2 separate regions of the Homo sapiens genome follow, and region 2 is linked to region 1. A link is a contact called in ENCODE Hi-C or POLR2A ChIA-PET data. All regions are on one chromosome and are shown on one strand. The core of a region is the stretch at or near the end of the contact, and the rest is flanking DNA. Distances in the headings are between cores, read along the strand shown.

What was found. Hi-C counts contacts between places; a loop is a spot of excess contacts on that map. ChIA-PET counts read pairs that join two places held with the same protein, here RNA polymerase II (POLR2A). Pooled maps may share reads with other maps.
Region 2: a pooled map shows a loop between it and region 1 (4-fold over the local background). The contact joins the promoter of CAMSAP3 here to the promoter of ARHGEF18-AS1 in region 1. A Hi-C loop is called at or near these places in 3 of 50 pooled maps. POLR2A ChIA-PET finds 5 or more read pairs at or near these places in 5 of 52 experiments (A673, B cell, MCF 10A and 2 more).

The regions. Positions count from the first base shown.
Region 1 is chr19:7,393,738-7,398,336 of GRCh38, forward strand. ARHGEF18-AS1 (ARHGEF18 antisense RNA 1) reads right to left here and starts at 1,322. Exons shown (of 2, transcript NR_186326.1): 1 at 1,256-1,322. All of the region lies in intron 10 of ARHGEF18 (Rho/Rac guanine nucleotide exchange factor 18), which reads left to right. RefSeq lists silencers at 1,081-1,521, 1,230-1,799, 4,053-4,253 and enhancers at 2,010-2,189, 4,265-4,599.
Region 2 is chr19:7,593,599-7,597,752 of GRCh38, forward strand. It overlaps CAMSAP3 (calmodulin regulated spectrin associated protein family member 3), which reads left to right and starts at 2,265. Exons shown (of 17, transcript NM_020902.2): 1 at 2,265-2,552. The coding sequence starts at 2,405. RefSeq lists a silencer at 1,965-2,404 and an enhancer at 3,244-3,849.

The sequences.
Region 1 (4,599 bases), core at 72-2,571:
TGGTATGTGTTTCAGACTCTGAGCACCTGTTTGAGGGTATCTGACAGCATCTGTATTGGGGTTATCTAGTATGTGTTTGGGGGTATCTGCTGGACCTATGTGGAGTGTCTGACATATTTGGGGGTTACCTGGAAGCCTGTTTTGGGTATCTGATGGCACCTGCCTGGGTGCCTGTGTTTAGGGGATCTGATGGTATCTATGTTGGGGTGTCTGAGACCACTGGAGAGGTATATGATTCATTTTTCCCAGACCCACCTTTCTGAAGTCTATGCTGCCTCTTTTTTTGTTGTTGTTATTTTGAGACAGAGTCTTGCTCTGTTGTCCAGGCTGGAGTGCAGTGGCATGATTATAGCTCACTGCAGCCTGGACCTCCCAGGCTCAAGTCATCCTCCCACCTCAGCCTCTGGAGGCATGATCATAGCTCACCGCAGCCTGGACCTCCCAGGCTCAAGTCATCCTCCCACCTCAGCCTCTGGAGGAGTTGGGACCACAGGCAGGCGCCTCCATGCCCTGCTCATTTTAAAAAATGTTTTGTAGAGATGGGGTCTTGCTATGTTGCCCAGACTGGTGGTCCTGAACTCCTGGGATGAAGTGATCCCCCCACCACTCCCTGATGCTGCTTCTTTTTTCTCAGGTGACAGACCCTGCCCTCTCCATTTCTTGGACTCTCCCCGCTAGGACTCCCCACCACTGGGAGTGCCCCCCTTAGGTACTTCCAATCCTAACGAGCCCGTAGGAGCCCACTGACAACCCCTCCAGGCATCCGTTGATTCTTCCAAAACACCCCCAGCTCCACTGTCCTCCCTTGGGGTCCCCTTAACCCCGCTATCCTCCCTCGGGGTCCCCCAACTCCGCTGTCCTCCCTCGGGGTCCCCCCAACCCCGCTGTCCTCCCTTGGGGTCCCCCAACCCCGCTGTCCTCCCTCAGGGTCCCCCTAACTGTGCTGTACCCCCCTTGAGATTCTCCAAACCGCTGTCCTCCTCAGGACTCCCTCCCCAGCCGCGCTAATCACCCAGGCTTCCGTTAACCCCACAAAACGCCCACCTAACCCTGCTGCTCTCCCTCTGGATCCCCGCAACCCAGCTGTCCCCTCAGAGCCCCCGGCCCTACTGACAGCCAGGCTCGCATTGCTCTCCTTCAAAAAGCCCCCCAACCCCGCTGACCCGCCCCTCAAAAGTCGCCCTCACCCTCGCCGCGAGCACCCTCCCACTTCGGTGCCCGCGCCCCTCTCAAGGCCGAGCCGACGCCCCCTCACCACGGCTCGGGGAGCAGCAGCCCCAGGTCCCCGGGAGCGCCCCGCCCTCGAGGGCACGCCTCCTTCCGGGTCACGCCCTCTGCCCCGCCTCCGAGGCGGGATCGCGCATGCGCTGCTCTCCTCGCGCGGCTTCCCGCTTCCGGCTCCCAGCTGCTAGCTACTGTGGATCTGGGGGGGCCGGACGGAGGCATCGGAGGCGGCTGCGAGAGTGGCAGAGGAGCTGGCGGAGAGCGGCCTGCGGGCGATCGGGCCGAGGTGAGGACGGCGGCGGGGCGGTCCCGAGGAAAACGGGGCTCAGGAGGGGGCCCTCGGTCTCTTCAGGGGGTGGCCTGGGGCGCGGGACCCCCGGGGCTGCCTCGGGCCTCCCGCCGGCTCCTGGGGGACTTCTCCAGGCAGGCGAACGGGTGCTGGGGTGCAGGCTGCTCCTTCAATGCATGGAGGCTCTAGGCGGCGATTGCAGGGTGCAGAGGTGCAGACGATGCCCGCCCGCTCCGTCCGAGCCCCAGCCAGTCCTGGGGTGCTACGGCTTACTCTCCTCCAGGAGAGGAGAGGAGGGGTCACTTGGGCCCCAGCCTCTGCTCCTCGTTCAGGAGCGCCCGGGGCAGGACCAGGGATGGAATGGAACCCACCACAATACCCAGCACCGTCGTATTTCAGGCCTCCCGGGAGAACCCTCACACCCCGGAGCAGACAGCCCTCCCTGGCAGGGAGCGTTTGGGTGCAAAACCGTGAGAACTATCTGTGCCATGGGTTTTAGTTTCTTGTATAAGAACTCAGTTGGTGCTTTCATTGCGGACGGGAACGAGAAGCTTTCCCCTGGTCCTTACATGTTTCGTTTTGTTTTACGTTTTTAAATTTCAACTTTTATTTGAGATTGAGGGGGTACATGTACAGGTTTGTTACCTGGATATATTGCGTGATGCTGAGGTTTGGGGTGTGACTGATCTCGTCACCCAGGTACTGAGCATAGTACTCAATAGATAGTTTCAACCCTTGACCTCCTCCTTCCCTTCCCGCTCTAGTAGAGCCCAGTTTCTGTTGTCTTCTTGGTGTCCATGAGTACCCAAGGTTTAGCTCCACTTACAAGTGGGAAAGTGCAGTATTTGGTTTTCTTTTCCTGCGTTAATTCTACTAGCACTTGAGTGTTTTGCTGTGGCTATCTGCCCCTTATCTCTTGCTCTGTTGAGATTAAAGCCTGGACCACAGGATTAAAAAACATTCTTAAAGTTTTACCACGGAAGCGAAGCGGCCAACACACCTTTTCCCCTTTGCCTTGTTTTCGCGGAGATGAAGCTCCAGCCAGTAGCTTTGAAGGGCCCCATTCTCTTCCCATTGACCAGAGAGAGAGTTCAGGACAGTATAGACAGCCCAGTGGCCAAGGGATGAGTTTTGCAGGTGTCTGAGTGAATGATTAATCCTCCAGCTGTAAGAGGTGTCAGGAGAGGCTGGGCGCGGTGGCTCAAGCCTGTAATCCCAGCACTTTGGGAGGCCAAGGTGGGTGGATCACGAGGTCAGGAGATCGAGACCATCCTGGCCAACATGGTGAAACCCCATCTCTACTAAAATACAAAAATTAGCCGGGCATGGTAGCGGGCGCCTGTAGTTCCAGCTACTCTGGAGGCTGAGGCAGGGGAATCACTTGAACTCGGGAGGCAGAAGTTGCAGTGAGCCGCGATCGGGCCACTGCACTCCAGCCTGGCGACAGAGCAAGACTGTCTAAAAAAAAAAAAAAAGAAGTGTCAGGAGCACAGGCTTGAGGTCAGATCCGAGCTGGGTTCTGGTCCCAGTTCCACCACCTGTTAGCCGTGTAACTTCACTAAGTTTCCGTCTTCCCATCTTTAAAATGGGAATAAGGGTTGGTTGGGGTTTCTATGAAGTAATCTGTGTAAGGTGCATCACAGAAGTGTCTGGCATATGGCAAACTTTCCATCAGTGTTATACACCCTTTGCATATGCGAATGCTCCCAGGCTTGGATGTTTAGGTTAACATTCCAAATTATAAAGAGTTTGGAAAATTTGAGCATCTCGGATGTTGTTTGGACCGAGTCAGGGTTTACGCTTTATCAGTAGTTTCCTATTTCTGTAGGTCAGCAAGCCTTTTTGCGAAAAAAAAAAAAAAAAAAAAATGAAGATGTGTTTGTTCTAGAGCAAAAAAGAGCAAACAGCTGGCAGGCATAATACATTTCATTTTTGTAAACGTTACTTTGTTTTGGTTTTGTATAGCTTATTTAGTTTTTGTTTTCTTCTGAAATTAGTATGTGATTTTACTTAAAATTTTTTTTTTCTTTTTAGAGACAGGGTCTCACTCTGTTGCCCAGACTGGAGTGCAATAGCACAATCATAGCTCACTACAGCCTCGAACTCCTGGGCTCAAATAATCCTCCTGCCACAAACTCCCAAGTAGCTGGGACTACAGACACGCGCTTCCATGTCTGGCTAATTTTTAAAAATTTTTTGGGCCGGGTGCGGTGGCTCACACCTGTAATCCCAGCACTTTGGGAGGCCCGGGGGGGGGCAGATCACGAGGTCAGGAGATTGAGACCATCCTGGCTAACACGGTGAAACCCCGTCTCTACTAAAAATACAAAAAATTAGCTGGGCATGATGGCGTGTGCCTGTAGTCCCAGCTAGTCAGGAGGCTGAGGCAGGAGAATGGCGTGAACCCGGGAGGTAGAGGTTGCAGTGAGCCGAGATCGTGCCACTGCACTCCAGCCTGGGCAACAGAACGAGATTCCATCTCAAAAAAAAAAAAAAATTTTTTTTGTGGGGTCTCGCTATGTTGCCCAGGCTGGTCTTGAAGTCCTGGACTCAAGCGATCCTCCCACCTCGGCCTCCCAAAGTGCTAGGATTACAGGCGTGAGCTGCCACAGCCTGTGGTTTTTGTTTTTGTTTTTTTAACTGACAGATAACAGTGTATGTATTTATCATGTGCAACGTGACATATTCTTGAAAAATGCAAGAGGAGCGGATGTTAAGCACTTTCACCACAAAAATGAGAGCTATGCGAAGTGCTGCATTTGTTACTAAGCTAGATTTAATCATGCCACTGTGTATATATACTTCAAAGTGTGTTTCCTTTTTCTTTTTCCTTTTGTTTTTTGAGACGGTCTCGCTCTGGCGCCCAGGCTGGAGTGCAGTGGTGTGATCTTGGCTCACTACAACCTCCGCCTCCCAAGTTTAAGCAATTTCGCCTCAGCCTCCCGAGTAGCTGGGATTACAGGTGTGTGCCACCACGCCCAGCTAATTTTTTGTATTTTTAGTAGAGGCGGGGTTTCGCCATGTTGGCCAGGCTGATGTCGAACTCCTGACCTCAGGTAATATCCCCTCCTTGGCCTCCAAGAGAG
Region 2 (4,154 bases), core at 1,015-3,514, 200 kb after region 1:
GCAATCCTAGCTTGCTGCAACCTCTGCCTCCTGGGTTCAAGCGATTCTCCTGCCTCAGCCTCCCAAGTAGCTGCAATTATAGGTGTGGGCAACCACGCCCGGCTAACTTTTGTATTTTTAGTAGAGATGGGGTTTCACCATGTTGGCCAGGCTGGTTTTGAACTCCTGACCTCAGGTGATCCACCCGCCTCAGCCTCCCAAAGCACTGGGATTACAGGCATGAGCCACTGCACCCAGCAGAAACAGGCATTCTTGCACAGGTATACCTGCTTTCATGCCTACACAATCTGTCACAGGCACCCACCATATATTCAAATCCACAAAGATACTCACATATAAACACACATATATGCACAAAAATATAGTCAGGAACTGCTCATCATAAATCACACATCTGCTGGGCGCGGTGCCTCAAGCCTGTAATCCCAGCACTTCAGGAGGCCGAGTTGGGCGGATCACGAGGTCAGGAGATCGAGACCATCCTGGCTAACATGGTGAAACCCGGTCTCTACTTAAAAAAAAATACAAAAAACCAGCCGGGCGTGGTGGCGGGTGCCTGTAGTCCCAGCTACTCGGGAGGCTGAGGCAGGAGAATGGCATGAACCCAGGAGGCAGAGCTTGCAGTGAGCCAAGATCGCACCACTGCACTCCAGCCTGAGCGATAGAGCGAGACTCCGTCTCAAAAAATCAATCAATCAATCAATCACACATCCATGTGCATATAGCCAGATTCACATACTCAAATACAAACCCACTTAGACACACAGCCTCACCTCCACACAGAGCCTTCTCCCAGCACACACTGCAGATACCAGAATAATACACAAAGACACTTGCAAATACACCCAGTACAGCTACGCAAGGACACTCATAGACACAAATAGTCACACTCTTGCAGAAATATACACACTTTTTTTTTTTTTTTGAGACAGGGTCTCACTCTGTTGGCCAAGCTGGAGTGCAGTGGCACTATCTCAGCTTCTGCCTCCCTGGTTCAAGCGATTCTCCCGCCTCAGCCTCCCGAGTACTTGGGATTACAGGCATGCACCATTATGCCCGGCTAATTTTTAAAAATTTTATTTTTAGTAGAGACGGGGTTTTGCTATGTTGGCCAGGCTACTCTTGAACTCCTGGCCTCAAGTGATCTGCCCGCCTTGGCCTCCCAAAGTGCTGGGATTACACTCGTGGCCACCGCTCTCGGCCTGAAATACACACACTCTCAATGTCTCTCCATACTCCTGCATTGACAGAGGCATCAATAACAGCCTCATACAACACACCAGTACGTTCAGATGCACAGAGATAGACATACTCACAGCACTCCAAAAACACACACACAGCCGGGCACGGTGGCTGCCGCCTGTAATCCCAGCACTTTGGGAGGCTGAGGCGGGTGATCACCTGAGGTCAGGAGTTTGAGACTAGCCTGGCTAACATGGTGAAACCCCAACTCTACTAAAAATACAAAAATTAGCCGGGAGTGGTGGCGCAACCCCGTAATCCCAGCTACTCGGGAGGCTGAGGCAGGAGAATCGCTTGAGCCTGGGAGGCGGAGGTTGCAGTGAGTCGAGATCGCGCCACTGCACTCCAGCCTGGGAGACAGAGTGAGTGAGACCCTGTCTCAAAAACAAAAACAAAAACAAAAACAAAAAACAGACACACACTCATCACTTCCATCCATCCTCAGGATACAGACATCTATATAATACATATCCTTGTACACACAACAAATTAAACACACACTTACACGTGCCCAGATACATACCCCACACACACACACCCCTAGACACCCCCCAATACACTTGGTCACCACCCAAATGTATTCAGAGATACACAGATACGAAGACACTCATATTCTTGTGCCTTCACTAACATAATCAGAAACAGGTGCACCCAACCACTCTCTGCCTGAGGGCCGGCGTTTATTGCAAGCACTTGCAGGAGCTCCTACGCCTAAGGGTAGACACTGGGGCTGGCACACACAGAGGGTCCCTAATCCTTTCCAGTAAGCTAGGCGCGCGCGCACACACTCACACACGCGCGCGCGCACACATACACACTCAGTCCTCCGCAAGCTCCCTCCACCATCGCCGCAGTCCAGGCCGCCCCCCTCCGCCCCGCCCCTGCTGCTCCGTGCACACTGCAGTGAGGGGCCCGGGCGGGGCGCAGGGGCGCGCCAGGGTCCGGGTCCGGGTTCGGGGGCGGGGCGCACCTGGGCTCCTCCCCGGGGCGGGCCCGACGCAGCGTCGCCAGCGCAAGCGGCCGCACCTGGCTCAGCAGCGGCGGCGGCGGCGGCGGCGGCAGCGGCGGTAGCAGCAGCGGGCCCGGCTGGGGCGCGAGCGCGGCGCAGCCCAGCCCAGCCCAGTCCGAGCGCGGACCCGGCGCCCGCAGCCCCGGCGCCGCCATGGTGGAGGCGGCGCCCCCCGGGCCCGGGCCGCTGCGGAGGACCTTTCTAGTGCCCGAGATCAAGTCGCTGGACCAGTACGATTTCTCGCGGGCCAAGGCGGCGGCCAGCCTGGCGTGGGTGCTGCGGGCCGCGTTCGGGGGCGCAGGTACCGGGGCTCGGGGGACCGGGGTCGGGGGCGGCGGGCCGGGCGCGGCAGGTGCTGGGGGGGGGCGGGGCGCCGGGCCGGGAAGGCAGGGGGCCGTGGGAACAATAGCGCCGGCCGCCGGGGGTCCCCGGGCTCGGGCCCCTGCCGCGCCGGGGCCTCCGAGCTTCCTGCTCGGCCCGGGCGGTGGACTTTGCCCCGCCGGCTGCGGGAGCGCGGTGGGGGTGGGGCCCGCGGCCCAGCTCCGCGCGGGGGTCCCCGGCGTCCAAGCCTCCAGGTGAGCCGGGCGGGGTCTGCGGGCCGGGTGGGGTCTCCCCGTGCGGACCTCTCGTTCCCGCCTCCCGCACCCCCAAGGCCTTCCCTTGCACGCCTTCTTCTCTTTTACACACATCACGCCCCTGCGAGGATCTCCTCTCGGTCTCTTCCCCCGCCACACACCCTGGAGACCCAGACCCCGACCTCGCTGGGGGGTCTCGAGCGCTCCGGTCTCCACCACCGCACGACCCCCAGGCCCCAACACACACCCCGCGTCGGCCCTGGCCGCGCTGCGGGCGGCGACCGGGGAGCTCTGGGAACCCCCTTTCGCCTCCATAGCCCCCTCCAGCGCCTGGCAGCTGCGACTTATGGCCCCATTTTACTGGGGAGGTTGGCGAGCCCAGCTGAAGGGAAATGGGTAGTACAAGATCGCCTGGGGTGGGCCCCCCGCTCCTCCCGGCTGCGGGGCCTTCTCCCATTAGAGCAGATCCTTCACTCCCTCCCCCAGGCCCGCTTGCCTGAGAGCCCGAGCCACCCTAATGGGGAGGATGCCGTAATCCCGGGTCCCCGGGATTAGAGGCCCTGGAAACACTCAGTCTCGGCTTTGGGCAGCTTCACAACCCCAGGCCAGAGCTAGGAGTCAGGGCCTGGCCAGAGAAGACAGGGGTTAATTAAGGTCTGGGCTTTCCAGCGGGGAGCTGTGGGGGTACATCCTTTTCTCCCACTGGTTCTGCCCACTGGTGTTGGCACAGCCCATCCCCCCTCTCCCTGGCCTTCCCAGATCAACCTGTTCTGGGTGTGGGTCTCAGTGACAGCTGTCCGTCTCCTGGTTCCGCCCCAGCCTGTCCCTCTTTCTCCCAGACAGTCTCTGTCTGCGTCGTTCCATGCATGCATTTCCCACTCTGGGGTCTACCTCCCTGCAGATATTTGCTTGAGGAAGAAAGAGATTGGGCATTGGACAGCCAGGACAGCCCCAGCTCCTCACTTCCAAGGTTACCAGGCTGTAGAGAACTCAACGTGGAGTGTCAGAATTGAATGTGAAGTCCAGCTGCACCAGAATGCGAATTATCCCAATTATCTGAGCTTCTGTTTCCCCTTCTATAAAAGAAGGCGTTCATTCACAGACTTATCTGTTTTGCGAATGTTTGTGGGGCAGGGGCACTTGCTATGTGTAGGGCACTGCTCCAGTGATGGAGACCCCCCGTTACCTCTTTGCAAGGTTGCTGGGAGGCGTAAAAGCTGTAGTGACCACAGAATTCTTCGCGTGGCACGGGGCGCGTGATACATGCGAAACGGTTGCTCGCTGCTGGTGTGATTGGCGGTGGTATATTTTGATGAATAATATTAACG